Linked DNA regions of Homo sapiens: region 1 is linked to region 2. A link is a loop called in an ENCODE intact Hi-C map of the cell type or tissue named here. Cell type or tissue: endothelial cell of umbilical vein. All regions are shown on one strand. Links, peaks and the distances in the headings refer to the core of each region. The heading gives the core; the rest is flanking DNA.

What was found. Hi-C counts contacts between places; a loop is a spot of excess contacts. Peaks named below come from ENCODE experiments on the same cell type or tissue, not always from the same donor. Only the 100,000 strongest peaks of a DNase experiment are listed, where the experiment ranks them.
Region 1: a loop joins it to region 2, with 4 times the contacts of the local background. A loop is called at or near these places in 2 of 110 quality-filtered maps.

What each region holds. Positions count from the first base shown.
Region 1 is chr14:37,039,519-37,055,287 of GRCh38, reverse strand. All of the region lies in intron 1 of SLC25A21 (solute carrier family 25 member 21), which reads left to right. Among named protein-coding and RNA genes, the nearest start is that of MIR4503, 95 kb to the right of the region's middle. In endothelial cell of umbilical vein, for the core only: no CTCF peak of the experiment used is centred there; DNase peaks (open chromatin) are centred at 7,077, 7,897 and 9,607; H3K27ac peaks cover 1,749 bases.
Region 2 is chr14:36,655,771-36,671,539 of GRCh38, reverse strand. PAX9 (paired box 9) reads right to left here and starts at 9,680. Exons shown (of 4, transcript NM_001372076.1): 1 at 9,447-9,680; 2 at 8,017-8,643; 3 at 4,939-5,078. The coding sequence starts at 9,450. LOC105370455 (a long non-coding RNA gene) reads left to right here and starts at 12,791. Exons shown (of 2, transcript XR_943758.3): 1 at 12,791-12,996. RefSeq lists enhancers at 7,680-8,190, 8,191-8,700, 8,701-9,212, 14,643-15,380, 15,381-15,450, a cis regulatory region at 9,977-10,489 and a promoter at 9,749-10,946. In endothelial cell of umbilical vein, for the core only: CTCF peaks have their summits at 8,281 and 8,541; a DNase peak (open chromatin) is centred at 9,729; H3K4me3 peaks cover 1,693 bases; H3K27me3 peaks cover 7,071 bases.

The DNA of each region.
Region 1 (15,769 bases), core at 4,404-12,403, 380 kb before region 2:
CATCGTGACATCTGCTCAGAGTCTAATAGTCATTAATTAAATCAATTCTAGATGCAGATGAAATTCCTTGGGTTTAATTTCTCAGGTGTAGCATTCTCCAGCACAGTTTCTTTCAACCTGAAGGCCTATGAATTAGATAATTCTCTGTCCTTTCCTCTCACACCCCCTATACACCTAACATACAATGATGACAAGGGTATAAGATTTCCGCAGTTGACGCTTGCAGTCACAAGGGGGTGAAACAGGAGCATAGCCATGAAGGTCTATAGCAATTCTGAATTCCAGCTGGGCAGAAGTCACTGGTTTCTTGATTAGGGCCTCATCCTTCTCCCTGGAAATGTTTCTCTGGCCTTGCCCTCTGTGCATTTTTTTCTCACTCTGTGTCATTCTTTCTTTTCCTTTTCATGTTTGCAGAGTTTGGATTTGATATTTGCTCCAAAGCCATTCATAATTTTGAGATTATTTTGCTGCGAGAGATTGGGGATCAGAAATTGTTTTATTTAAACCTAGAAAGTTCTAGATCTTTTTATTTCCTCTAAATTCTGTTAAAAAATGGAACAATTCTTTTTTTTAGTTCTATTTTCCAAATTACTGAAGGCCACAGTCTTGTCAAACTTCTCAACACCTTTTTTCCAACCTCTATTAGCATTTTCCTCACTTTCCATCACCTCCTCACCAAGTCTCCTGAGAGCCCTTCATATGCCACTACCACTCTCCTTGAGGCTCTTCCAGCCTCTGCCACTACCTAGTGTCAAAGCTAATGCCACATGTTTTAGGTTTCTGTTATTGCAGAACTCTATTTCCAGATACAAAAATTTGTTCTGGCTTTCTATTGATGTACAATAATTTATTCTCAAACTTCATGGCTTACAACAACAAAAAAATTGTATTTTATATCACATGATTGTATAGGTCAGGAGTTTGGGCAGGGCTCAGCTGGATGGTTCTTTTGCTTCATATGGCATTGACTGTGGTCACTTGGTGATATTCAGTTGTAGATAGGCTGGTTTGAGAGATCCTAGTTGGCTTTACTCACATGTATGATGGCTTGGTGAGTATGGCTGGGAGGCTAGGCTCAGCTGAGACTATCAACTAGAACTATCTTATAAGGACAGCTCAGGTCTTCCACAGAGAATGTTCCCCAAGAGAACCAGATGGAAGTTGCAAGGCTTATTGTAACCTAGGCTTTGATGTTACTTTGAAGAATGTTGTTTCCACTTCATTGTATTGCTCAGGCAAGTCCCCAAAGCCAGACCATATCAGGCAGAAGGGAAATACATTTTACCTCTCAATGGGAGGAATAGCAAGGAATTTGTGGCCATTTTTAGTCTACCACGTTTATAGTTCTAAGGCAACCAGTTTTTAAAAAAGTATTATCATTTCATGGATTTAAATATATTGATGTGCTTTAATCCATTGCAGCTATTATTTTTTATTGATGCTCAAATTGTCTTATCTTTGGCTAATGTGAGACTCTTTAGTTGACTTCTGAATCTTCTGACATGACCCTAATAGCATTTTTTTTCTAATCTATTCAGAGGAAGATACCTAATAGCATTCAGTAGCTTCTTTATGACATGGTATAACAAACTATTTCAGGTTTTATCTTGCACATTTCCTCCCTGAAGCTAGAAGGGAAGTTTCTGGTATCTTTTAATGGGAAATAGTATTTTAAGGCTACAAATTGGATGCTTCCACCAAAATGACTATGAGATGAGTTAAGAAAATTATTTTTGTATATGTTTTCTCCATTTTCTCCATTAAAAAATTGTTCTACTGTATCTACATTGTCAGAGGATATACATTATATAGCATTTAACCTTTCTTTCCTTTTAACCTGCCCTTTTAACTCTTATTTGGTCTTAGTTCTAAAAATAGCCTCATATTTAATGTTCATCACAAGTTGATGTCTCTCTAGTAATTTTGATTGCATGAAACTTGTTCTCTAATAGATTCCTCTGCAAAAGCTCATGGAAGCAATAGTTCCTGAATTCTTATATGTCAGTAATGGCTTATTGGTGGCTTTCATACTTGAGTCTGTTAGGCTCTATACAAAATCCTTGGTTCTCATCTCTTTTCCTTTAGTATCTTAAATGTTACTCTATTTTCATAGGATATAAAACATTGCTATTGAAAAGCCTAACAACAATTCAATTTTATGTTCATTATAAGTCACTTGGTCTTTTTGCTCATACACTCAAAGGACTTTTTTCTATCTCAAAATAAAACAGATATATTGATTTGCAGTTTATTCTATGTGATTATGCTTCAATAAAGCTGTCAAAAATCGTATATTGAAATCTTCTTAGATTATATAAAGGACAAATAATCTTAAAATTAGGCTTGTGTTGGCCAGATGCAAAGGCTCATACCTGTAATCTTAACACTTTTGGAGGCCGAAGCAGGTGGATCACTTGAGGCCAGGAGTTCGAAATCAGTCTGGCCAACATGGTGAAACCCCATCTCTACTAAAATACAAAAATTAGCCTGGCATGGTGTAGTGTGCCAGTAATTCCAGCTACTCTGGAGGCTGAGGCACAAGAATCGCTTGAACCTGGGAGGCTGAGGTTGCAGTGAGCTCAGATTGCGCTACTGCACTCCAGTCTGGGAGACAGAGTAAGACTCTGTCTCGGGGGGAAAAAAAAAGTTTATGTTGATAAGTCTTTTATTAAATGTACATGGTTATTAATTATTTTGCTGATTGGTTTTCAAAATTTGAATTAAAAAATGATTGAGATGAATACTTAATTTAAAACAGCACAGAAAGAAGCATGCAAAAATAAAAACACTGTTAAAAGAACAAAGATATTTAACATTTAAAAGGGAAATTCTAAAACATTAGTTCCAAAATCTGTGTCATCAATTTCTATGCCCCTTCCCTTAAGAGTCAGTGGGGTCCAGCTGGGTGCATCCAGGAGCCTGCAGTTTTAAATACTCTTCAGCTGGTTGTGTTGCATAGCCCGGTTTGGACCTACAGGCCTAAAGTTTATACTATCGATTTTTCAATCTTCTATAACTGTCTCTTTTCAAGTTAGATGATAAAAAATACTTGCATCCCTGGATCACATTTCTTTAGTTCTTCATTTAAATGCTTTAAGAGAACTGTACTTTAATGCTGTGAATTCCGCTTTTATCCTATTAAGGGAAATTTATTATGCATATAACTTGCCTTTTTGAATGCAGCAGCAACAACTGTGTGTTTAAATAATTCAAATCATGGTTTTAACCTAAGATTGGAACATAAAGCCACAGTGTAAAGCAAACCACCTTTTCACACTGCATTTCAATTCCACAGGATGTGCTCGGGCCCTTCGGGTCCACTCTTCACTCCTCTCCAGGCTGCTTTGTGTGCCCGCCGGCTGCCGTCTGGACTGCTCAGTGAGTTCCCTTGCTCTCTGGCTTCCAGTTAAGTTCAACCAATAGGAAGGCCCTGGTGGGAGATCAGGCAGGTGGAAGGACAATGAGGTCAGAGTATTTTCCACTGGCTCTCTCCCTACCTGGTCACACAGGTTTCTTTGTGTCCCTTGGACAAAGACCACAGCAACTACCAGGTGGCCTTTTCCATATGACTGTCCTTGCAGAGCTCTGGCCCTTTCTTGCCCTTTTAGATTCAGGGGTGGGAAATGCTTTGCTCATCCCTCGGTATTGAAGTAGCCACTGTTGGTTTCCTTCAACCCTGCACCATATTTGTAAATAGTCCCTTTGTTAAACTCTTTTCCAATTGCCCAAGTTGCCTGTGCCATCTGTTTCTTACATATTCTGATTGAATAGGTAAGAATAGGTCACCATAGCCTAGGAGTTCAGTCTGGGTGAATTAATCTACCCTTAAATGAAAAACTTTTTGTAAATGATAGGCTATTTCTAGTATTGTCTTGTAGCTGTGAAATGAGTTCTTCCCTCTCCTTGCACTGAAGCCAGTACATTCATGAGTCACGTTTCCCATTTGTAGTTTCCAGAACCAGTCATGCTGTTCCAAGCCCCTAGTCTGTCACAAACAATATTCCTTCTGCCCCTTCTCCCTCAGGTATTCTTTAATGATAGATATTTTGAGATTTAGAATTCTGGAATACTTCTTCAGAAACTTACTTTTAAAAATATTTATGCGGTGCTTAGACTTATGGAGTGAGAATAAAACAGTGAACAATAGGCAAAGTCCTTTCCTCATGGAGCTTATATACAATTGGAGATCTTTGATATTAATGATGTAAACTAATACATGAACAAAGTCATTTAAGATAGCACTAAGGCCAATGGAAAAAGATAGAGTAGGGTAAATTGATTGAGAGTAACTGTGGTGTAAGATGTAGTTATTTTAGATGTATTAACCTGAAAAGTAAATATTCTGTGCTATTGTCTGAAATGAAATCAATGTACTTTGAAAACCAGGCACATAAGTAGAAAACCTGCTTTTTTTTGTTGTTGTTAGGAAAACTGAAATTATTATTCGCTTTATGCCCAGGGAGTGGGCCATTCAAACTTTTCACTAGTAGAGGCTTCAAGTTAATAATTTTGTAGAACTACCTTGGATCTGAGAAGTACTTGGTTATTATTTCAAAGTTTTGCATTGTTGAGTATTAGCAAGGAAGAGATGACTTTGGCTTGGAAGATATGGAGAATGGGCCAGATCTGTCATCTATTTTTACTCAAATGAACGCATTCTAATAAAACTCCTTGCACTTCCAAGGCTCATGACATTCACTAGAATACGTGGTACTGTTTTGCTCTATTAGAAAAAAAGTGTCCCTCTAGGCTGATGAGTTGGAAGAATCCAAGGTACCCCACCCACTTGGTAAGCAGAGAGAGAAATGGCTTTCAGCCCCCACTCAGCCTCTTGTGCATGCAAAACTGCTCAACTCTGTGTGCTGCATCCCCAGATAATTATGTTATTTATCAGGTTGAGTTACTTACTGTATACATGAGTATACATGAAAGATACCCGATTTCCTATGAGAATCAATGTTTATTTTACTATTACTTACTGTATTAGATAGAAAATGCCATGTATGGAGTACACAAACACAACACAAATATGTGTGTGTGTTTAATGTTCTTATTTATGGATATTAATTTTGAAACACTTCACTTAAGGTATAGCATTTTTGCACTCATAAATAATTTTGAACACACTTCACACTAAAGGCAAAGTACTGCAGTCCTGCCCAGTAGCAGCTTTTGGAAATAGTGATTGCCTTTATTACTTCATATGACAGCCAGTCCATGTTGCTGTTGTAGAAGTATGCAAAATTATATTAGTGTAGTCTTTTCAGGTGTTATAAAAATATCCGGCACTATATTCACAGGTACACATGTATATATTACAGTCTATAGCTGTACTGTCCAATATAGTAGCCATTAGCTATATGTGGCTATTGACCACTGGACTTGTTGCTTGTCCAAATTGAGCTGTGCTTTAAGTGTAAATACATGCCAGATTTTGAATACTTTGTGTAAAACAAGAATGTAAAATGTCTCACTAATAATTTTAATAGTTGTTGAAGTGATAATATTTTGGATACATTACATTAAATAAAATATATTTTTAAAATTAATTTCACCTATTTCTTTTTTTAGTGTGGCTACTAGAAAATTCAGAATTACAAATATGGACTTACATATGTGGGTCTCATTATATATCTATTGTACAACATCAGTCTGAAGTGTGTACCTTTTAATAATTATTTTCATAATTCTATGATATGTTATTCCTTTCCTTTTTGAAACAGGGTCTTCCTCTGTTGCCCAGGCTGGAGTGCAGTGGTGTGATCACAGCTCACTGCAGCCTCGACCCCCTGGGCTCAAGTAATCCTCCCACTTCTGCCTCCCTAATTGCTAGGACTGTAGGCACACACCACCATGCCCAGCGAATTTTTAATTTTTGTAGAGATGGGGTCTCACCATGTTGCCCAGGCTGGTCTTGAACTCCTCTGGGCTCAAGCCATCCTCCCACCTTGGCCTGCCAAAGTGCTGTGTGAGCCACCGTGCCCAGTCAGTATGTCATTCTTGATCTGTGATGGCTCTCAGTCTTTTTTGTTCATTTTATTTTATGTTTTTGGTGAAACTTACTGACGTGATTCATTCATTTACTATGTATTGAAATATTGGAATTTCAAGAAATATTGGAATTTCAAGAACATTTCAAGGACATTTCAAGGCTATGTGAGTAGTTCTTAACTCTGGCTGCTTCATAATCTTCTGTGAAGATTAAAAACAAATAAATCAAGATTACCTTACCTCCTGTAGCTTCTGATTCACAAGGTTTTGGGTGGGAGCAGGAGAAGTAGTTCAGCATTGTATTAAGAAACAGAAACAAAAGCAAACCCCCCACAGGTGAGTCAGAGTTGAGTATAACTAGTCTATGAGATTAGAACATGACACATTATTTGAAGTTAAGCCTGCTTTGGCAAAACTAAAAGTCTTTGGCAAAACTAGTCTGCTCTAGTTATTGGTCTCAGTGGCTAAATCCAAGGCTCCCTTTGAATTTCAAGTCTGCAAAAGGTTCAGTGCTCACTATACATTAGCTCCCTTGATTCTCTCAAGAACAATCAGACAGACTTGCTCACCCATGTTTTACAGGTGAGGAAGCTGACTCAGAGAGTTTAGGTATGTACTTTCTCTTTAACACCAGAGTAAAGTTTTGGACCTTTATGCAAAGATTTATAATATAGGCTCCTCCCAGCTGTCAGATGTCATAGGCTTATGACATCTCTAAGGTTATAGGCAAGTTACATTTTTGAATCTGTTGAATAATGTAGGTCAATTTAGGTGGTGCCACTTTCTCCTTAAAATGTAGAGGTACATTTTTTTTTTTTTAACTGCAAAACCAGGAAGACGTAGTAATTTGGTACTGCCTCTTCCCCTCCACCAGTCTCATAGCTTTCCTTAGGAAACAGTTGATTGAGATACATAACCCGGTTTATGATGACAGTAATTTCCTACCTATCTGTTATTAGAAAGTGGTGGTCTTGCATATGAAAAATGACATGGCCACTAGGAGGAATATGTATTTGTAGGGTCTGTCTTAATCTTGCAGAATCTAAATGTGTTACTGTTCTCCTGAATTCTCAGGAGGCGGCATTTTTTCTCAACGTTTTTCTTGGCTTCCTTTCAGATATGTTGAGGGAGGAATGGACATAGTGGTCATTTTTCAAATGAGCCTAAATGGGTACACAAACATTGTAAACAATGGAAGAGCTTCATGAATGGACCTGGAAAGGAGCGTTTGAACAATATTTTTCTGTCTAAAACATGAAAGAATCTTCATTCTTTGGATAGCTGTGATGGGTTCTGCATTAATTTTAAAATTTGCTTTTCTTCCTAAAAATATAATAAAAACATTTACATGTATAGATTCCTTTTATGAGTGGTATAAAATCCAACACCTACAGTTCTGTGCTGTTAATATGTTCTTGTTGTTTTCCCTGATAAGCCTGTTAAAGATAACTTGGAGGATGGCATGGAGTGGGTGATACATTGGAAATCACATCTACCTTGCATGAAATTCAAGAAAGGTTTTGTTTTCTGTCACAACATGTGGGTATAGATAAAACACTTTTGTTTTCTAGGGACAAAACAAGTCAAATGCACCAAGACTCATTTTGGTTTTTAATCAATGTGAACTTCTTTACTGATTCGTTTCAAAACTCTGCTGGGACTGATTTAATAGTTCTTGTTATGTTACATACTTTATGTGTTTCTGGAATGATCGTGCTGTTTGATAAAGAATTACTCAGCATTTACTTAATTACTTTTGCATTACCATCTGGGTTTGGGGAGCAGGGGCAGAACCTCCTGCTTTTGCCTCTTAGCAAAGTTCCGGAAATGGACCATGGTCTGCTGTTTGCTACATTGCCCCTTTAGGTCATGTTTTTCTTATTGCTCTCATACTTCCAACTTTGGTCTGGTTTCACAGCAGTTGATTCATATCTGTTATCCTGTGTTAGTGTACAAAATGTACATTTCAAAACATGTCTTAGACATGCTGGGCAGTGTTTTATTTGCATGTTCCGAGGATCTGGACTTGACACCCAGTCCATGTTCCCTTCAGCGTGCAGTATACCCTTTTAAATTTCACGTGAATTGCTGTCCAGATTGGTTTTGAATCAATACAACCCCACCAATGTGTGTTTCCTTAGCCCCATGTCTCTCCAAACCCTTTTACTCATTGTGACTTTCAAAAGTTGTAGGAGTCTCAGAAGGAAGACTCCGGTTAAATTGTTTCATAGTTCTGTCTGTGTGAGAGATTTCTTTGTGATCAGTGCAACTAAGTAGTTGCTTAGAGGCTTTTGAACTGTGATGTTCTAAAACAAACTATGAAAAGGACAAATGTTCCGGATGCCATTGTCCTGTTTGGTTTGTATTTAAGACAGACTCAGAGGATCTTTGGGGAGAAGGAACCAGGGGTGTTATGTGGGGTAGAAACAGTTCAACATTTGCAGCTGTCTTCCACAACCCACCACACTTTTAATTGTTTTCTTGTTTCTGCTGGGACCTAAAAATCCCCTATCCTGCACAATCTGGTGATAGAACTTCTAATTGGTGGAGGAAATAAAAAAGGGCAGAGCACAATCATGAATGTGTATACAGGGTTTAAGAAATCAATCCAACATCTGCTTCATGGAAACTTGATCAGAGAATGTCTGCAACAGGTTTCACTTTTCAAGCTGTTATCTTGTTGACACTTTGATATTAATTGCAAAGTATCAGTAACAGAAAGTTCAGGATTTAACAGTATTATCAACATGACCGTAGGGAGTGGTATTTAACAAAATTTCCAAATCAAATCAATTTTTATTCTAAATACATATATATTGAGAGATAGGCCAATTCAGTTAAAAATGCCGTTTTGAAGCTACTTAATCCTTTCCCTGCCCAGCTACCTGCTTCACATGAAGCAGTCACAGCCTTCTTTGGGGGATGGAGGAAATATAAGGCTAATATATGTCATACTCCATGATTGTGTGAGAGCAGACCTACTTAATCTGATTAGGTAGGCAATTAAGAGATCATATATGCTCTAGCCTTCCCATTCCTTCCCCTCATAGCACTAGATCTGGGAAAGCTTGAGAGCGTCGGCAAAGAGGGAGCATTGCAGCATGGTGAAGAGCAAGAACCCTTGAGGCAGATTGCCTGCCTTGGAGTTCTGGCTGTTCCCCTGCCCAGCTTTGTGACTTTGGGCAAGTTGCTCAACTTCTTTGTGATTTTGTGGCCTTATTTGTAAAATGAGGATCATCATATTCCTCACTAATAGGGTTGTCGTGAGGCTTCTGCAAGTTAACTTATGTAAAACACTGAAAACAGGTCCTGGCACAGAATAATCCCTCAGTAAGGTGGTAACTTGTTTTTATGTATTGAAACAAAAAACATTGTTAATAGAGTATTAGCACAACCATGCTTAGCATATTCCCAAGTACTATGAGACAACATAGTCTCCATAATTGCTCCATCATCCAGAAGGAAAAGATCATTTCATGGATGCTCTAGAGTGGAGAAATTGTGACTTCAAAACCCTGGAGTGAGTCAATCACAAAATCAGATAGAGGACCCAGACTTCTAATTCCTTGTCAGGTGCTAGACCCCGATCAGGATGAATGATGCTGAACAATGGCCTGGCTGTTCAGAGCCTGACCTTCCAGGTCCAAACGGAGACTGCAACACAAACAAACATGAGTTCTTGTTTTTGTTACCCTGGGGTGGAAACTGCTTGAGACTTTGGAGAATTAAGCTCATTACTTTGAGTCGCTGAATGTCTTGGGCTTTCTTGAAACTGAGTTCCTGTCATTACTTTGTGGTTCTCGAAGAAACCTACTCTTTTCACTTCCAATTTTGAAATATTAGTGAAGTTTTTTTTCCCCAGCAGTTTGTCTTTTCATTCAACTGTATGTGATCTCACAGGGTCCCTTAAATAATGGAAAGTAATAGATTTTTAAAATATCATTACAGAAATGTTATAGGATCTACTAATTCTATAACAGTGTCCAGAAATCTCTCCTTCGTAATTGTAGTCATTTAAAACATACCTGTACTGTATTACACCACAAACTTTTCATATTCTCTAGAAATTTACAACATAGAGAGTTCACTGTTTAGCCTTGCTTTTCTAGGTAACTGCATACTCAGAAATACTGATATATTTTAGAATCATGTAACTTTCGATTTGAAAGAGGTCATTGCAGATCTCACTGACAAGTGGTTTTAAAGTCATGGTGTGTGGAATTCTTGGCACTTTAGAAGGAGCATGGGTGGGAAGAGGAGAGTGGGAAACCAGACTGTCTCCCTTTTTCATCTCCAAAAGAAAATGTTTTTACATTTATATGTATATTGATCACCACTAAAATATTTTGAAAAGAGAAAAGATTTCTTCAGTTGGAATAATGTTGGGGAGACATTGATCTAGAGCAATTTTGTCCAGGAGGAAATAATGGCAATTTAATACCTTAATCTTCAGGTTTTGGAATTTTGCCACAAATTTAGAAACCAAAAAAGTTGGAGATCACTTCTTAATTTAAGTCAAGACAGGGTTAGGAGAATATTCTTCATTATGTAGCTTCCAAATTTAGCCTTCTTTTCTTCACAAGCCTGAACTCTTTCTTAGTTTTTAGTGTTCCATGACTGTATCTACCTTAAGAAAGCCCAATAATGTACATCAAAATTCAGGTTTGTAAAACTAAAGAGAATGATCAATCACTTTATACAAAGCCAGTGTTCCTATAGGAGGGGCAGAAGTTCCTGTGGTACATTCAATATTGATATTATTCCTAAAATATGCTTACCTATAATCTTTCAGGATTTCCTTTTTGTTACATATCAAAGTGTATTTGCACTGAAATGTCTATGAATAGATAAGAGTACCTTTAGTTTGAAAGAATAGTCCACTATTAGTTTTCAGGAGAAGAAACATGCTTATGTTTGCATTTAAATAAGACAAGTAAGCTAAATATTTGTATTTTTCTTTTCTTTTATGTAATTTTATATATATTGGTAACCTAAGATTATAAGGCTATTAAAAAAGGAAAGCCAAACACATTGAGCATTAAAAAATATTATTAATAACAAAATGGGGAAAATTTCCTTGGCTTGTGTTACTTTACATACTTTTACTTGTTCCTTTATCTGCTTGAGTGTCTACTATGTGCCAGACTTTGTTTTTGGTGCTGGGGATGTAATGGAAAGCAAGACACACTTCCTTTTCTCAAGAAGCTTGAGAGGGCTGGGTGTGATGGCTCAAGCCTGTAATCCCAGCACTTTGAGAGGCCGAGGCGGGAGGATCATTTGAGGCTAGGAGTTCGAGATCAGCCTGGTCAATATATTAATAAAAAGACCATGTCTCCACCAAAAAAAAAAAAAAAAACAAAAAAACATAAAACAAACAAAACAAAAAACAAAAAATGTAGCCAGACATGATGGTGCACACCTGTAGTTCCAGCTACTTGGGAGGCTGAGGCAGGAGGATCACTTGAGTCCAGGAATTCGATGTTGCAGTGAGCCATGATTGTCACTGCACTCCAGCCTGGGAGACAGCGCAAGACCCTGTCTCTTAAAAACAAAACAAAAAAAGAATGGGAGAAGTGACCAAGCAATTTGAATAAAGAAAGGATGATGAGTGCTGCAGTCTTTGTAGGTACAGAGAACTTCCAGAACACATGAGAGGGGCACTGTCTTCTATCTGTAAGGGATGGAGACTAGGGCAAGCTTCCTGCAAGATGGTAGCCCAAAAAGAGCCATAAAATGCAAGTAAGCAAAGGCAACTGGGAAAGTTTAAGAGGGTGGCAGAATCATATTAGGCAGAACAAATGGTGCTTGCCAAAACCCAGAGGTGATAGTAAGGAGGGCTCACAGAGGACTGCAGGTAGCACTTTATGATTGGAGCTCAGACTGGAGTGTGTGGAGGAATGAAAACAGGTATATCCTGAACGGTCTTTTGGACCATGCTAAGGAGTTTGGCCTTATTCTGGGGAGTTCTTCAAGAATTGAAGCAGGAATGGTTTGCTCAGAATTGCAGTTTTCATTTAAATCATTGGCTGTGATATGGGGGATGGATTACAGAAGAGTACAACTGGATAGTTAGCTGTACATTTGTATAGAGGAAATGGGTCCTGTCTGAACTAGGTGAAAGGTGGAGAGGGAGAGATGTGGATGTATTTAAGCAACATTAAGAAGGTGGAAACAACAGAACTTACGTTGTGTCTGTGGCAGAAGGTGGGGAGGATTTCAGAATGACCCCAGTGGGGTCCTGACTTGGGCCACTGGTGGCTGGTTCAGCAGTTTCCTGAAATAATCAATTGGAAAGGAAGTGGTTGGGAGATGGAGTGATGCTGTCTGTCCTGAATGCATCAAATTTGGATTTCCATGGCCTCAACAAGTGGAGATGTCTCATAAAGAGTTTAGTATATGGGCCAGGAGTGCAGGAAAAAGATTTAACCTGGTGTTACAGAGTTGGCAGGCTCCAGTATGTTAGGAGAAAATTGAATATGTAATGGAAAAGGTAAGAGAATGATAGCTTGGTTAGCGTGGACCCATTGTTGTTTTAAAAATTCACACATGCCCTGGTTTACACAATAGGTATGTTTTCCCAAAGACTGTGTGAACCAAACTTTAATATATTGATTTTTAGAAGTTCACTGAAGAGATTAGTATGTTGATGAATCTTGTAATGTCAAGAATGCTTTTCTAATACAATTAATACCTTTGTAATTTATCTTCTACAGACATATTTTACATATTAAATTTTTAAATCAAGTTATATCTAAAGAGTATTTTTGTAAAGAGTCAGGAAATGTGCCTGGATCTTAAACTACACTGTTATTTTCTATTTTAAAAAAGAAAATGGGAGAGTCTAAGAAATTCCTTTGAAAATTGTTAGACATCTTTTGGAGTCGGTAAAATTAAGTTTATTGTTTTTATTTCATTTGCAAGGTTCTCCACTTAGAAGAAATTGGAGGGTGTTTTGGAAACAATTTTGATGATATCAAATAAAAGATTTCCCCCTCCCCAACATAACTCAATATTTTTGCTGTTCTTGGAAGTCCAAATAGAAAGTTTGCTATGTCCTGAACTCGGCTTCCAGCTAGCCATGTGGCAGCAGAAGCAAAAATTTTCACATTCTGCCCTCTGTTTGCTCGCCAGCTTTAAAAACATATAAACAAGCTGAGAGTATCAAATTCACATGTCTGTTTTTCTATGGCAAGTAAAGGTTACCCCGTAATGTATTATGGGAGAGAGATCATTGAGGAAAAAACTTACACGGGAAGCACTTTTCCTAGCAGAAATTGCTTAAATCACAGCTTCTCCACTTGATGTGGTGAGAAAAATGAGGATTGATTCATTGGAGCTTTCTTGACCTCCTTACAGCCATTTACCTCAAGTTAATCTAGTTTAAAGATGGAATAATATTTACAATCTTTAGATTTAATTTGGATTAGGAAGGCTTTCCTAGTCTTTGTGGAAGTGCTATTGAGAGAACTGGAGTTCCTAATCATTTAAGCAAAAATGTATCCACCTTGTCATCTGCTAAATTCTACATCATGTTCAGAAACAGCAAGATGTTCTGTCTGAATTTTTGTTTAGCTACATATTTAAGCACATGGCTGGACTTGACTGTCATGGATTCTGCTCTAGACACATTACTATATTTGCAACTAGAGGCACTCTTCTCTTTTATATATTTAGTTAAATATTAGAAAGTTCTGTAACTAGGAATTGTTGCTCTTACTCAACAGAAATAGATCACATCTATGTGCTGCTGATAAGTCATGCCCAGGTACTTCTAAACCAATTGCTGTAACATTTTTTTTTTCTTTTTAGAGACAGGGCCTTGATATGTTGCTCAGACTGGATTTGAACTCTTGGGTTCAAAGTGATCCTCACTCCTCAGGCTCCAGAGTGCTGGCACTACGGGAATACACCACTGCACCCAGCTTTGTAGCATTTTGATAATGCACATGGGTCATTTTAACAGATGGCTAATTATAGATACAGATTGATTATATTTTTAAGTTCAAATATGCAAATAATGAATTAGTTCTGAGCCCCTTCTCTGTTAGAGGCACTTGGTTACTGAAAGTTTAAGGCACATCCCCTCCACTGCCTTCCTTCAGGAATTTGCAAACAAATTAAGGAGTAAAATTAAATATATGATAAGATATATGAGCTATCTTTTTCCCCACAAAGGCAGCATTTCCAAAAACTGAATTTTAAGCTTTTTATTCTTTTTCACTCTCTATCTTCTTCCTCCTGCAAGCCTATAAATATGAGGAAAAGTATATCATTATCTCTAAACTCCTGCACAGTTACATCCATCTAAATTCTGGACTTTTTTCTCTGAATGTCTCATACAACATCAAACTCACAATATTAGAATGAATTTATCATCTTCCTCAAAGCTACTTTCACTTCTTAAGCTATTTTCTATTTATCTAGTTGCTCAAGCCTCAAACATGGAAATCTTTGCAACTTTTTCCTGTTTCTCATCCACACATTTATCAATCACTTTTAGATTTCTATTTCCTGTCTCTGTCACTTTCTTTCTCATCTGTCCACGTCTCCAAGTCTCCACAGCCACCATCTGAGTCTAAGGCTCTATCCCCTCTCATCTGGGCTACTTTGTTAGCCTCTTAGTTGGTGTCTCTGGTCTTGTATTCTTCTAATTCACTCTACACAGAAAAAGTAAATTTAATTATGTCATTTTTTATTATTATTTAGATGCCTTCAATAAGTCTCACGATATAATTTACACTTCTTACCCAGCATGAAAGGTCCTTCTCACTAGCTTCGTCAGCTCCCTCTACCCATGCCAGTCAACATAGAACTGCTGGTAGCTCTTTGACCTCACCCTGTAACTAATTTTTCTTTTCTTTCTTTCTTTCTTTCTTTCTTTCTTTCTTTCTTTCTTTCTTTCTTTCTTTCTTTCTTTCTTTCTCTCTCTCTCTCTCTTTCTTTCCTTCCTTCCTTCCTTCCTTCCTTCCCCTCTTCCTTTCTTCCTTTCCTTCCTCTTTCTCTCTCTTTCCTTCCTTCCTTCCTTCCTCCCTCCCTCCCTCCCTCCCTTCCTCCCTTCCTCCCTTTCTTTTTCTTTTTCTTTTTCTTTTTTTCTTTCTTCTTGGATTCTCACTCTGTTGCCCAGGCTGGAGTACAGTGGCTCAATCTTGGTTCACTGCAACTTCCACCTCCTGGGGTCCAGCAATTCTCCTGCTCCTGCCTCCCGAGTAGCTGGGATTACAGGTGCCTGCCACCACACGCAGCTAATTTTTTTTTTATATTTTTAGTAGAGATGGGGTTTCATCATGTTGGCCAGGTTGATCTTGAACTCCTGACCTCAGGTGATCCACCAGCCTAGGCCTCCCAAAGTATTGGGATTACAGGCGTGAGCCACAGCGCCCAGCCCCCTGTAACTACTTTCAACTCATCCACCAAAACCTGCCTCAAGCTTAGCCTCAAGTCTGATTTACATGGTCTTTAATAAGGCTCCCAAACCTCCGTGATTATCTCCCTCATGGCATAGATTAAGCTCTACAGTAATTGTCAAGTTACTTATCTGTCTCTGTGTTAAACACCAAATAAGATCCTTGAGGGCTGGCACATAGCCTTTAGTGACTGTATATTCCAGTGTCTAGCACAGTACCTGCCACTTAGAAGAGGCTCAATAAATGCCTCTTGATAGACACATCCATACAATGAAAGACTACTCAGTGATAAAACAAATGCAGTAGTGATACCTTCAACAACATAGATGAATCTCAATTATGCTCAGAGAAAGAAGTCAGACAAAAAAGTATAT
Region 2 (15,769 bases), core at 3,539-11,538:
ACACTGTAGCTTAAAAAACAAAGCAAAAATGTAGGCACCGTTTATCACAAAACAAGCATTACACTTTAAGCAAGCAAAATGAATAAAGCTGTTGAAAAAAGTAAACAGAAGTTCTAACCTAGCCATTTATTACTTGATTTATGGTTATTCCATTTATCCTCCCTCCTCCAAGTAAAGGAAAATACGTTAGTATCAAAACACTTGTGACCACCATAAAACTGGTATGGCAAATGTCTGGCAGTTAGAGGTTATAGACCATTATTCAAATTCTGGGAATTGTCTACTCAACATTATTTATCGTGAAGATAAATGCAAATAACAGTGCCAGGTCCTCTACCCACAATCTGCTTTCACTTATCAGTTCAACCTGGTCCTCTTATGATAAAATGAATTTACCTTGGCTTTATAATAAAGTAGATTTAGCCACAAATAGAGATGTGCTTCACCTAGAATTTCAACCTCGATATCATAAGCAAGAAAAAGTTTTGGATCTGAAAATAAACAAGATTTTCTCTTTTTTGGTGAACTCATTTTTCTGTCATTCTTCCATTTTTAATGCATTATGCAATGACCTAGTAAAACATACCTGACAAAATGAAATGATGGTTATAAATATGGTTTCAACATTCATCCAACAAGATCTTAATTATGCTTACTTATCATATTGTAGATGTAAATGTCTCTAAGAAATGGAAAGCCGCTATTTAAAAGCTTTTCTAAATTTTATAATTTTCCAAAATATTATTAAAATTGACATAGCCTTGAAAAATTTGCAATTACCTTTCCCTGCTATTTTATACAATACATTTTACTGATACATGATCATTAATTTTATTTTGAAATACTACTGGTTAAAATGTAACCAGGTCAAAGAATGTTTTTCATAACAGATAACATTATGAATTTCAAAGACACTCTGCTGGCATTTGCCTAAGATTTCATTGTCTATAAATCATAACTTATTTACAAAAATTAACTTTAATATGAAGACAAATTTAGTGCAATATCATTTATATCTTCCTGAGAATAGTACATCCACAAGGACAGCCAGTTTTTAAAATAATACACTAGAAAATCACATTCAGGATTCTAGAAGACTATCTTCACTTCAAATGCATGTGCAAGTAAATGCTTCATAAGAATTTCAGATTATATCTTTAAATTCAACTATTTTCACAACTTAATTCTGAACTTTTAAAAAGTTCAAGTATTTATAGACTATTCTCTATTTCTGACATCTCAGTCTGTAGCTAGTGTTATATTAAACTTGCCAAATTAATATCTGCAACCCCAAAATGAAGATACCCAAAGCTTATAAATCTGTCACTCCAATTACTTTAGAGTATCAGATATGCAATGTATCTTTCTTGAGACAGTATGCCCATTTGTAGAAAATTTTTCAAGAACTATACAATTATTTATATATAGTTTGAATAAAATTGAGGCATTAATTCATGAAATACTTCCTAAAAGGGCAAATGTATTCCAGTCCCTATGATTCTCTATATAAGGTTTTTTGGCCACTCAATTTTATTCCATTGGAGTTTTATGCTTTCAACAGAAGAGAACCGGCCATCAGGAAGCAGAGAACATTGTTGCCATTCAGAAGTAAATGGAATTAAGTACTTCTAGCCCCAATATTAACTGTGGGTATAAAAAAGCCAAAATAAATATTCTATCCTCAGAGACAATAAGGACTTCTGAATGGCACTGCAAAATATTAATTACAATGTAATATTAATATGTAAGACAAGTTAGAATATTCTACACTGAATTTTCAAAGACAAAAGATAGGTATATGCATAGCTGAAATGTGCATACAGTTTTAATTACTAGGAATCAGGACATCTGTCTTTACAGTTTAAGCTGAAAATAGAAACTCTAGATTATGGTAATCAATAGTATCTATACTCAGTTGCATAGTTTAGCCCTTTGGTAATTCTACAGATGTCCTCAAGAAAAATATGCTTTAAGCTCTATGATTCTGAATTCTCAATTTCCTTCTTTGTATAATAAAATTAAACTAGTATCATATAATTTTGCACTATTTAATAACAATCACAAATGCCCTGAAAGTGGGAAAAATTTTAAAGCTTTTTTTTGGCCAAAGACATTCAAGTTATTGTCCATAATATAAGCAGAGGGAAAAATACGTGTTACCAGAGTTTACATTTTGGTTGAAATATGCTGATTCCATTTTGAAAAATAACTTTTAAAAATAAATCTGCCCTTTGAATATTGGTAAGAGAAATGCACATATATGGGCAACACTTTACCTTTGTATGTTTATAAACAAGTATTAATGTGCAATTTAACCTTACATGAAATCAATGTCTAAAGTTCAAAACTGCTCAGAAAAATGGCACGGCTGAACTTGGCACATCTTCAACATTAAGCACTATTTTGATAATTATCATAGAGTAGCCACTAATTTATATTATTCTTAGAAACTTTTCAGGTTTTGAAATTTTACATCATTTGAATTATCTAACTATTAAATACATTGCAATGCAGAAGATTAGCATATTGCAATTAAGAACTTCGCAAATGTAAGTTTCATATAAATATTTTTATTCTGGAAAAAATAGCTTATTAAGTATTTAGAGCAATATTTATTTGGTTACTTATTTCTTTAAATTATATTCTTTTATAAATGTGATAATTTAGTGATTTAAAATTTAGTATATAAAATGTAATCTATTTTTAATAATCAGAATATCAATTATTTAAAACTTCAAATTTTTTATTTTAAATAATTTGTCAGTTTAGTTTTGAAGTGTATTATAAATTAAGCATTTCCAAACAAATTTCAATGTTAGATCTATAATTCAAGGAAGAGAAAATAAAAATTACTGGCCGGCACGGTGGCTCACGCCTGTAATCCCAGCACTTTGGGAGGCCGAGGTGGGTGGATCACGAGGTCAGGAGATCAAGACCAGCCAGGCCAACATGGTGAAACCCTCTCTCTACTAAAAACACAAAAATTAGGTGGGTGTGGCGGCGCGTGCCTGTAATCCCAGCTACTCAGGAGGCTGAGGCAGGAGAACCGCTTGAACCCGGGAGGCAGAGGCTGCAATAAGTAGAGATCGCGCCACTGCACTCCAACCTGGCGACAGAGCTAGACTCCGTCTCAAAATAAATAAATAAATAATAAGTATAAAGGGTTTTTTTTGGGATTATGACTGCTTGATATATAAACTGGGTTCATCAATGACATGTGGGAATTAGAAACTTTTTCAACTCTATACTTCACAATGTTATTCCAATCAATGATGACCTAATAAAAAGCACTGAGCGCCTATTAAATGCTTGCTTCTATGGTAGGTGCTTTATATACACTCTTTCTATTGTTTGTAACAAAATCTCTTGAAGCTTTTTGACTATGGTCTCTCAGAACAAAGTATACTCTGATAAATATTACTTACTTTTACACGTGTCTTTTTAACTGCCACTTAGAACCACAGACAATACTTAATAAATGCTTACTATGTGCCATATGGTTGCATTATCTCATTGAATACTCATAACATCTCTGGGTTGGGAATATCATTTCCCTGTTTTAAAGATGAAGAAATAGAGACTAAAAATTAAATATTTTCCTAAGAAGTCGTACAGCCAGAGATCGGAGCTCCTAACCATTGTACTATTCTGCCTTTTCTTTGCAAATTACGAATTAAGGGTGGGTCGTTTAGTAAAAGAAAATGACAAACTTCCTTATCATTTCTCATTGACATTCTTCACAGTAGAAACAGACTAAGGAAAAGGGCTCTCTTTCCTTGCTATTTTCTGTGTTATTTGCCATTGGAGAGCCACTAATATGTATTCTGATTCTATTTCAACAAAATAAGAGAGGGAAGAGGAAGTGGAAATGGGATTTGTTACAGAAAATAATGACTAAGATGTTTTTTCAAGTGAATAAGAGGAACAAATTCCACTTAATTTTAAAAGCTGATTTTGACAGACAAAAAAGCATTAAAAATTTTAAGTCTTCAAAATAATAAAAGGAAAACTGAATAGCTTGAGGCTTTGGAATTGAGTTTGGGATTAAGAGATTTGCAAACCTACTGGGGTCTGCTGGGGAAACCTTACATTGCCTTAAGGTCCGGTTTTTTGAGAGTTTTGAACTCTTGACTCCAGGACGGTGATGAATTTAGACTTAAATCTGGGGCTTTTGTTGTGGTGGTTGTTTAGCTTTTCTCGGGGGGAAAATAAAAACACGAGTGTTTTAAATTTTCCTTTGGAGACATGAGGGAGGGACGGAGGGAAAGAAAAATTAAACGGTCCACAGCCAGTCCGTATAATTTGAGGTTTTCTCACTAACTTCCTTGGGAGATTACAATGTGACCTTTAGTCGAGAAAATGGTAGCTTTGTTACGTTTATCTGGGTGCCCCTCTCCGCAGGATTGGCCAAGCGTGTTTGTCCGAGAGCCACCGGAGAGAAAGTCCGAACGTGAGGACCCCGCAGCCGCAGTCGCACCGTGGGGCCGAGACCCGGGGCGCGCGTTTCGCGGGCGTGAAGGCGCGGCTCTGAGGCCCCAGGGCTGCTCCGCTCGGCCCTTCAGAAGCGCCTTCTTTGGTTAACTCTACCCCCAACGAGAGCCGCCGAAAGGGCTTCGGGAGCCGCCTCCCCAAGCTCCCGGAGGCCGACAGGCCTGGAGGCGCTTCCCAGAGCCTCGCCCCGGGGAGCTGCCGCCCCAGACCCCCAGCGCCCTGACGAGCGCTCCCGGCCCCTGGCGGGGGTCGAGGCCCCAGCTCCGCCTTCCAAGGCTCAGGCCTCTGCTTCGCCCCAGTCCACGAAGGATCTGGCTCGTAGCAGCAAAGGGACGCCAGCCTGGGCTTCTCTCGCGGGAAGCTCAGAAAGGGACCCATCACAAAGTGTTCCATCGCCTAAATCCCCGCCGCCACGCGGCCCACCTGGCCTGACCCTCGCCTCCTCACCTGACCGTACTTGGCTTCCTGCTCCAGGGCTCCCTTCTCCAACCCGTTCACCGCGTGCGGGGCGGCGGCGGGGAAGTTGTTGCGGCCCAGGCTGCTCCACTCCTCCACCTTGGGGCTGTGGTAGGGGGAGCTGTCGCTCACTGATGGAGAGAAGAGAGGGTGTCAGGCCGGAGGCCCAGCCCGCGCGCCCCACTCTTGAGACGGGACCCAAACCCGCGACGGAGAGCTGGAGGGCTTAGACCTTGGGTCGGCTCCCTGCCCTTGGCCTCCCGAGGGCGCTGGGCCCAGCCGCGACCTCCTGTGCTTCCAGCCCAGGGCCTGGTGAAGTTTTACTCCCCTCAGAGTAGGCCTTTCCAAATTCTCTGACCCACGCCTGAGGGAAGACACTTTTTTCTTTTTCAACCGGTTTTTGATTTCCCTTCGCCCCTTTGCTCTCCCAGGGCAAAGGAGTGGAAGAAACCTAAATCGGAGAAGGAACCCTTAAGGCTGCACGTGCCGTTCTCCACCTCCTCATTCTTAACCCAAGGCCGACTGGGGGTTGACAACAATTTGGCAGTGGGGCTGGCTGAAAAGAAAGAGAGGAGCGTCTGACCTAAGGGTGCCTGCACTGGTGCTCACTGCACTGTGGGGATCTGGTACTTATGTCAATAGAGAACAAAAAGACCTGCACTGTCCTTTGCAAACAAATAACTAAATTATTCCCACGATACAGTGCAAAATATACATGCACAGATTTCTGCTTTGTGTGTGCATAGGGCTCCCCTTGATACACTACCTCTACACATTACATATGTGATATGTGCATATGACTTAAAAATAAATCTTGCAATTACCACTATACATGCCATGGGTGTTAGTGGCAGGGTTTTCCTGAAAGAGTTTAAAAAATGTATATACAAGAAAGAGAAAATGAAATAGGTTAAGAAAATGAAAGTAAAATTAAGTGTTAAGGTGTAATGCCATCAGTTATTCTTTCTGTTCTTGGTGGAGATGCAAAGAAAATTGTATGGTGTAAAGTAATTACTATAATACCTGGGGTTGAGAATATTGAATTATTGGCATTTTTCAGTGACCAGGTATAGTTTCAAAGAGATATGTGAAGGCTACAAACAATGTATGTTTGTCTTTGGGTCCTATGGGTGGAGGAGTGGTTTGGCAAAGCCATTGTAACTTGATTTTAAACACTTCCATCTAACACAGTGCTTTAAAAGAGTGAGCATTTTTGTAGAAATGATCATTTTTATAATCACAAATGTGTCACAAACTGGGTTGTTTAAAGCTGGCATCCAAAATCACAATAATATCTGAAAGGAAAAGTTGCTCCTTTCCATTCTCCAATACTTTCCCAACTGACATTTGCTCTGATGGTAGGATCCCTAGGCAGGAAAAGTTTTCTTTTAAACTCTGTCAGCCTTTTTTTTTTTTTTTTTTTTTCACTATGTCTCCTCCTCTACCACCCCCAAGAATTAGATTGAGTCCCATTTGCACCAGGAAACTGTGTTTTGGTCCAGAACTGCCTGTCTGTCTTTGCCTTCCCAGACAAAAGGCAGTCGGTGGGCACAAGCTTGAAGTTATCTTAAGAAATTGAGATCCCCCTGTGAGCCCCCATTTCTGCTGATCTCACACTTTCCCATGAACAGGGGCTTCCTTTAAATGTCAGTGAGGTCAGTTTATCCTATAAATCAAGGGCAAACTCTCTCCAACTATGGCTCCAAGTAGCTCCAAATAAGACAAAACTGGGCTCTTGTAAACTTGCAGTCAGAAAACAAGAAGATGAGAAATCAGAGCCCTGCTTTAATTACTTAAAAAGATAATTGTGCCAATGTGGTGGCAACCAAGAAAGGCAGGAAGTAATTAAAGAAACTATTTCCCCCTTTCCTATTTAATTTTTCCTCTACACTTTTAAAACTTTAGGCTGAGAAATTAAGAAAGTGGACTATCTACACATTATTTAAATTCTGCATCTAGGTCATTCAGACTTTCTTTTCTCCCTACCAAGAAAAAAGTTAACGCCTTAAAAAAAAAAAAAAAAACTCAGTAAAAGAAAACAAACTCAGGTCTCCTGCGGAAGCCGGACTGGGCAGGAGGGCTCGGGGAATCCTTCTGACAAGGCAGAAAGGACGCTTAGGACTAGGCAAGGTCAGGGGTGAGAAAGGAAAGAAACAGTGGGGTGGCACTGCTTAAAACATGCAGGAACTAGATAGATATCCACTTGCATTCTCGGGGACCCGGGGACCCGGGGACCCCAAAGGAAAGTGGCAGGCTCAGGGAAAACTGAAAAGAACAGTAAAAGGACAGCATGGAATTGCCTGCATTTTATCTCCATCACTGCAGTGGCTGATGCCACTTCCCTTCCTAAGATATATACAGTGAAGTCTGTTAAGTTAGAAAGTGAATGGAGAGAGAAAGAGAGAGAGAGAGAATGTGAATATGACTTCGTCTGGGAATGAGTTACATGCAAGTTACTAGTAGTAACTTCGGGACCTCCATTTCCGAGGAAAATGAAGTGAAGCATAAGAACGAAACCAATTAGGTGACATTTGAACTTCCTGCCTGAGCAAATTTGGCCTGATTACCAGAATCGGAGAATACTTCAATTTCCAAGGCGTGCTGGACTCCTCCCGGCCAGACTTCTCCCGGCCGTAGTGATCCCCAAGCAAGCTGCTCTGCCCACAGCGGAGTCTGCAGCCGGCAGCCCCAAGCAGGCTCGGGCCTCCCGGGCTGCGCCCCAAGTCCAGCCCCGGCCGCACTCTCCAAGTGAGCAAGCCGGGCTGAGGCTGCCTCGGCGCGAGAGGCGGGGGAGGGTGGAAAATGCGAACCATGTGTTGGGGATGGGGGGATGTTATGGGTCTGGTAGTTTGAGATGAGGCAGAAGACTGTGTGTGGCAAGGAAACCAGGGGCATGAGTTTCAAGTTAATGAGATCAGAACACCCCCTAGGAAGACTCCTTACGTTTCCAAAGGAAAAAGCCTCAGGTGGTGGGAAAGACAGTGTCCCTGAGGCTGCAGATACTGGGACCTCCGCGAGAGTGCGGGGGCAGACGCTGCACATCCACACGCCCAGCCTCTGAGCCCCTACCTTGGTCGGTGATGGAGCGGATGCCCAGGATGTCGGTGACGGAGTGCGAGGAGGGCCAGGTGCGCGGCATGGCCACCGAACCGGGGATGGCAGGCACCCCGGGTGGCGTGGGCACCTTGGCGGCCGCCGCCGTGATAGGGCTGGGGTACGAGTAGATGTGGTTGTAGGGCAGCGCTGGCTGCGGCGTCGGCTGGTGCTGCTTGTATGAGTCGTAATGACCCTGCTGGGCCAAGTTGCCGATCTTGTTGCGCAGAATGCGGCTGATGGAGCTCACGGAGGGCACATTGTACTTGTCGCACACGCCGTCCGCCAGCAGGCGGTCCCGGATCTCCCAGGCGAAGATGCCGGGGTCTCTCTGCTTGTAGGTCCGGATGTGTTTCACCACGGTGGGGGTAGTGACCCGGGGCTTGCTGCCCCCGATGGCTCCTGGCAAGATCGAGCCCGTCTCGTTGTATCGCGCCAGGATCTTGCTGACGCAGCCGTGCGAGACCCGTAGCTGGCGGCTGATGTCACACGGTCGGATGCCCAGTTGGGCCAGTTCCACGATGCGAAGCCGGATGGCGTTGGGCAGCGGCCTCCCGTTCACGAACACTCCTCCCAGCTGGTTCACCTCCCCGAAGGCTGGCTCTGCAAAATGAACACACAGCGCGCAGGGACGCGCACCCGCTGCTTGGGACAGCTGCCTGCCACTGGGCCTCCCTACGCATCCGGGGACTGGGCGAACGCACCCGTCCCCTACTAACTACTGGGGCTGTCCCCAAACCATATGGTCCCTGAACATAGCCGAACGGCCCCAAACCGTCACTGTCCAATCGGACCCCCTCCCTCATTCCTGCCGTGCCGGAGGCCCCTACGGCCAAGTAAAGTGGTGAGATGCCGGGCCTCTCCGAGCGTTCAAAAGTCTCCCGAAGCAGGGGGAGAAATCGGTCTTGACGCCTGAACGTGCTCCTTCTCGCCTGCTCCTCACTAAAGTCCTTGAGCCGCTCCCTCTCTCCACCCATCCCATCCCCAGCGTTCCTTCTGGAGACCCGGCCAGTTAAACAAAGTCTAGGGGAAGCTAGAGGGTGTTTTATTTGTTGTTGTTTGTTTTCTTTTCTTTTCTTTTCCTGTTTTGTTTGCATGTGTGCGCGCGTGTGAAACAAAACTTGGTTTGCTACTCGGGCTGAGGGGCTCGCTGATGCCACAGCTCCCTTCTCTTAAAATCAGAAAATGGCATCAACAGCCACCCAGTAGCCAGCGTTCACATTGAACTGCTGTGCGCCGCTGACCCTTAGCGTGTTCCTACAACTTGTAGGAACACGAGCAAAGTCAATAGAGAATGTGAGCGCCTAGTGGCGCGCGCCCTCGCGCTCCCTCCCTCCCTCCCTCCCTTGCCCGCTCGCTCCCTCCCTCCCTTCCCGGCTCTGACAGAGTCCCCCGCCGCCACTCACCCATTGCTCCGAGCAGTACACCAACCCGGCCCCAGTTCCGCACTCCCAGACAGAAACTTTCCGCACCGCCTCAGTGGCCCGGCCTGTTGCTATCCCGGCCGACCGCCGGCGCCTCCGCTTCTTCCCAGGAGGAGGAGGCGAGAGGGCAAAAGGAAGAAGTAAAAGGAAGTCTGTGCCCCGATGAAAGAGGCTTGAGTTCTGCATTTCAATCTAAGCAGCAACGTGGGCTGGGCTGAGCAGGGCAGGGCGGCTCCGTCTATCACTCACTGGGGACACGCCCTAAAAGGGGCGGGTCCGAGGGCAAGCTGCATGGTGATTGGTGCGGGTCGGTGAGCGACAGCGCAGTCCAGGAAACTCCTTCCGCTGTCTCTTTCAGGCTAGCTCCCCACCTGGGTGACTAAATACAATGAAAATGGGTGTTTGACATCTTCCCAGAAGCGGCACAAAAAGACAGCAAAATCAGGCTGGTAAAATGCTGAATAAACAAATGAAAGCGTTTGGTCTGAATGTGAATGACTCGAAGGGAGAAGGGGCCCGAGGAGACCTCCTCCGGGGAACGATGGACATCTCAGAATTGAAGTTAAGGCTATAGGTGGGAGGCGGGCGCCACCGTGCACAGGGGTGAGGGAGTTGTCTTAGCAAAATCTGTCATGCGGGCCTCTGGGGACTGTCAGGAGAGGATCTGTGTCACCTGCCGATTCTACCTCACTTCAGTCCATGCCAGGTGGCGAGAGCGCAGGTGTGAGAAGATAGGCCGGCCAAAGAAACCAGGAGGTTGCGGGGAGCCCGAGCCACAGGTGGGGGCCACTGTTAAGGCCAGGGAGGTTCCTCCTACCGCCAGCTTCCTGCGGCGACCCCCCAGTCCAGGTGGACCGGCCAACCACTAGCCACACAGGCTCGAGGCACGGGCCACGCCGTGTGCGGGGAACTGAACCACAGGCGGCTAACGCTAGCGCACAGCCCCAAGTCGACCAATTGCCAGTGCGTGGGGCACTCACTACGGAGCCCAAGGCTCTGCCACATTCAGCCACTGTCCTGGGCCCCTGGCCCTCGGTGGCAGCGTTTGTGAGGGTTCTCCAAACCAGCGAGCCCTCTCGAAAGAGTTTTGTTTAAATATGAAAGAGACTTAGTCCCAAGACAGTGGACACCGACGCTGCACATGGATGTAATTCCCTCGTCTTCCATTAAGCTCCAGAGGCCCTGTCGTTCTGCCTACTTCTGAATTTTCACTTTTATTCACTGTAAGTCTAATCTAAAGTGTACCGTATGCTTTTTTGCAGCCAAAGTTATTAATATTTGCAGTTAGGGTTGTGGAGAATGTGAATCAAAATAATAAACAAGAAGAGAAATATTTTCGTGAATTTGGGAGTTTGTACTGCTTGGGGTCGTGAACTCTGTTACTGCTACTTGACAATCCAGAAGGCTCCTTGTGCACACAGGATTCAGGCTGCTTCCCCAACAGTCCCCAGGGATGTGTGTGGCTGCGGTCTACACCCAGAGAAGCTGACTGGTCCCAGATCTCAGGTCAGTAAGTTGCAAGAACCCAGGAAAAAACTATGATCAGCCATGCTTCTGCAAAGGAACAGATCTCCAGATTCCCACTTCTATGGTTAGGATGCACTCTAAATTCAAAATTACCTAACAGAATGGAGGATGTGAAAGGTAAAGATGAACTAAAACACCACTCTTTAGAATCGGAATCTTGGGGGAAATCCCACAACTAGACATACTTGAACTTGTCCCTTTTTGTTGGTTGGTTTCAAATGTTTAAAATCTTCTTGAAGTTTGACTTGATAGCAATTTCAGCCTGGTCTGACCTCCAATACCTGTTGGGTGACATCGTGTGGCACCGCCTGGCATTTTTACACAAGGAGAGCCTTCGGAAATCTAAAGATTTTAGAAGCAGCAGCTCCTTCTTAAGGCTGGTAGATAAATTAGTTGAGACTTTGCCGCATCGTAGGGGAGCTTATGACTCTGCCTTAGGCTTGCGGGAGGGAATGAACATGCCCGGCAACTTGACCAGGAAGGAATCCTCCTCCCCCCTCACAGACAGGCAGTGAGTATCGACCTCTGCGCCAAATCTGCTCTACTTCCGTGCACCCAGGGAAAATTTGCAGTCTGCAGGGCTGCTAGGCGGGTACAAGGATGTTCGCATACGAACAGGCAAGACCTCATGTCCCGCGGGGGGTCTGGGGACTCTGCGAGAGCTTTAGCAGTTCTGCAGCACCAGCCTAGACTGGTTCAGAAACTGATATGGTTTAGAGCTCTGGTTATATGGAGGTAACATACAACTCCCTCTTGTTCCTACCAACTCCTTCAGCTGCCACACATCTTCCCAGTTCTCACATAGGTTCAATGCCATCTCTCCCTTTCCACCTGCTGAACTTGGCTGTGACCATGTGGCCTCAGCTGCTGCGGATCCCCTGGGCGTGCCAGGGGTAGCAACTCAGTGGGCAGGGGGCCTGTCCGCAGCTCTGGCGGCTCCCCGCAGGCCCCACTCATGCCGGCGGTTGCAGGTACTGGGTGCTCTTGGCATTCTCAAGAGCGCAGGAAGAGTCAATTTTAGGTGTTTTGGGCCACTAAGTATCCGCGGCAAGCCGAAGACCCCGCTCTGGGAGCAAGAGAAGCCGAAGCTGCAGACAGGGTCAGCGGGATCCCAGCAGAAGAGGGTGATGCTGAAGCCTTCCCGGGGCGCGGACCGAGTGCTAGGGCGAGGTAGTCAGCGACCCGCTGAGACCGACCGAGAGACGACGGATCTGAGGCAGAGAAAGAGGATGAAGGAAGGAAAAGAGAGAACACTAAGGTCTGGTCAGTCCCGATGAATGTAAGGATGCAGGACCTAGAACAAGAACAAGGGTCAGCTGGAGTCTGCCGCCTGGTTACACTGCTCACTCTGGACTCAGAAGATCTCAAAGAGATCGGAAGAATTTCGACTAAAAGGAGAAATTTAAGACCAAAACCAAAACACCAGTAAGGCCTGCAGCTGGCTCAGGCCAGGGAGAAGCCAAAAAGCCTTTCCCTAGCCGCGTCGAGGCCTCCTCCGAGGGGCGACTCGCTCTCTGGATAAATATTTACTCAGTGGGAGACTGGAAGCCGGGCCGAGAGTGTGAAGGAGGGGGCTACACTGGGTGGGAGGAACCAGTACACTCGGCGCTGGCCGGATCCTTGTGTACACCCGCCCAAGGGGAGCAGGGGCCGGGGACTCTGGGGGCGACTCGGCCCAGGCGTGTGGCTGGGGAAGCTTTAGACCCCAGCATCGGATCGACCGGACTCCGCCCTGCCCTCGCGGACCCCAGCCAGATGCTGTGAAGTCTCCATAAATCTGTCAGCCGTCCCAGTGCCGCGGGCAGTCACCTGCGGCGCCCCCTTCCCGGCGCTAGAGCGGCCCGCGGAGAGACGCGGAGAAGCAACGGGAATCTAGCCCGGCAGACTGTACCCGAGGGCTGCCGAAGTCAGACCCAAGCACTACAGGTTGTGCGGAACGCGAGGACCCCTCCCTGTATCCCCAACCTGGACCGACCCCCGGAAGCCTGCTCCTCCGGGTCTACAGGTCAGTGATGACTGTGGATGGGAGGATAGGGCGAGAGTTGGGGGTGCGTATGCACGGGAGAGAGGTTGTTCTATTCCGAGTTGCAGTTATGACAAGCAGAGCTAGCAGAAAATATTAAGGAGCTGATTCCTCCAACTTGCCCCCTGCTGGGGACAGGACCCCCCCCCCCCAAGCGAGGCCCAGGCGACGGTGCCCGCCTCTTGTCCACTCGGAGGAGTTGCAGGGATTGTAAGACAGCCAGAGTCCGAGGTCCGGGACTGGGATTTTCATAGTGCATTGACTTCTAGCCGTCTGGGGGCAAATGCAGTAAAGGCAAGACCCTTCAGGGTCAGTTGGGGCATTGCGCGCGGTGCAGAGAGAAAAACAAGCCCAGCTTCTCCAGAACTCGGCCCTCTGCTATGTCCCCGTCTTGCAGGGTAAGCGGCCAGCTGAGTTTCCCTGAAACTGCAGCGGCAAGTGACAGCCAGAAGCTCGCCCCGCGCCCAGGGCGAGGGAGGGTCCGCCCTGGACCGCTGGCCCCTGCAGGATCTGCGCTGCGGGAGGGGATGGCGGCTAAAAGGAGCAGTCGCGGGGATTGGGGATGGAGACAGCCCTCAGGGGTCCTCTGGTGGGAGAGGAGGACAGGAGGCGCCCGCACACTGACCTGCGGCCTGGACTTGGAGGGACTGCGGACGCGCTAGCCCAAGGAGAAGCCGCAAGCGCACGGAGAGGAGCAGAGCTCGGCCGGAAGATGCTCGGAGAATAGCCCGGCAGCCTCTCCACCTTCTCATCAAGGAGCCTCACGGTTCAAGAGTCTCTCCGCGGCTCCACTAGGTAGCTAGAATGGCAGCGGGTTGGGTCGGGCCCGAGCTCGGAAATGCGTCCCGGCGTTCTGCGGTCCGACAGCGACACGACCGGAGCCCTGCGGGAGGTGGGATCAGCCCCACGGGCTGCGAGCGCTCGTCGCCCGCTTTCTCCTTGCGAGAGCAGGGGAGGGGCCTGTTGCTGTCTGAAACCCGCTTTTAATTCTCCGCCTGCCTGTTTCCGATCACCCGGGGTTGGTTTTTCTGTTTGCTCACTCCTTCTATTACAATAAAAACAATCGACATTTCTTTTCAGTTTCCCCATATTAGCGTCACTCAGTAATTGTTCCCCACCCCCCCTTACCCCACGCGTTGAAGGCGAGCGGGATTGCTGGTATTCGCGCATTTGGAAGTTTTCCGAGCATATAAGCAAATCTTTCCTAAAGACTTTAAAGTAAAAATAAATAACGGCCCGAGAAATTGCCGTGACCCTAACATTACTTTCTGAAAGCAAATTACACCCATTTTTCAGTTTTCAACAGCGGAATTGCTTTCAGAAGGACAGTGTGGAGCTCCATGTGATATGGTTACGTTTGTTTATTAAATCTGCAAATGAAAGAGAACATGTTTTAATGCACGGGGCAAAACTCCGGGCTGCGGGATTGCAAGAGCGAACAAGGATCGGATCCCAACAGAGGAAGGGGGGAGCGGCCTAGGGGTAGGGAGGGGTAGGGAGGGGCAGGAAGGTCCCTGAGGGGAGGCTGGGCTGATCTAGCCAGAGGGAGGGGGATTTCGTCTTGCCAGGGTTGCAGCATTAGCAGAAGTTGCGCAGCTTCGTGAGGAGGACGCAGTCCGTGGTCACTATACAGCCATCAGCTGCAGCGCTCAGGAGAGGTGCAGCTGCGTGTGGGAAAAGCAAGATTGCCGGTTCTTCAAGCACAGCTGTTTGAGACCCTGCCCTCAGGTGTCGGCCTGAGGGCTTTGGGGCTGCCTCCTTTCAAAGACCTTATTGGCCTAAATGCTGTCTGGAAAAGATAAACGAGAACCAGGCCGCGCCTCTAAACTCTGGTTTCGGGACTCACATGAAGCCCTTCGGGGGCTCCCACTGTGGTCTGAGTTATGTTGAATGCAGCTTTATTGCAAGGTCCAGGTTGCCTGCAGGCTGCCAGGCCCAGCCCGCTGTACTCTGATCAGAGCCGGACGTCTGCCCTCTAGGCCCCAAGCTTCGGCTGGGCCCGAACTGCTGACGGAGGGACCAACCCACTCTAGACCCAATTTCTGGCTTCCGAGGAGTCTGAATCAACTCGCAGGCCGGAGTCATCTTGACCGACTCGAACGTTCTCCCATTTTCAGTGACCCAGGGCTCACTCACTGCGCGTTTCCTCTAGGTGGCATGATGCCCTTGCGAGTCGCCCCCAGTCCTGTGGCGTCTGGCGAATCCTCGCACCTGAGCAGCGGACGGGGCGATAGGGGGTTGGTGCGCTGCAAAGTCGAGGAGCTGCGTTTCCAGCCTGTCGCCTTCCCCGAGTTCATCCCGCCACCCACCAGCCCCCGTGCCGACTCCGAGAGCGGAGACTGGTGTTGCACAGTCCTAGCTAATCCCTCGAAAACAGGAAGCGGAGGCTGGGAGCAGCGGGTTAGCGTCGGAGTCGCAGAAAATTTCCCGCAGTCTTCGAGTCCCCCAGCCGCCTCTCCCGGCCACCGCACCTTGTCACAGCGCCACCTATAGGAGCCAGATTAGATCGCGCACCCACTGTAGTTTTTGACAAGGTTGGGAACCGCCTTTGAAAATCCACAGAATTTCAAAGCCCGATATTTTTGGTTCCCCCTTTCAGATCCCTCTGCACCCTCAACTCTCCATTGACCCCAAGGCTCCGCATCATTCTCCACCATGCTCCAAGGGAAACCCGATCATGTCTTTTCACGATTCACCGAAAACCCATCTTCTATGCCCTACCGGGCGGATTCTCTTGCGGCCCCCAGGGGCTACT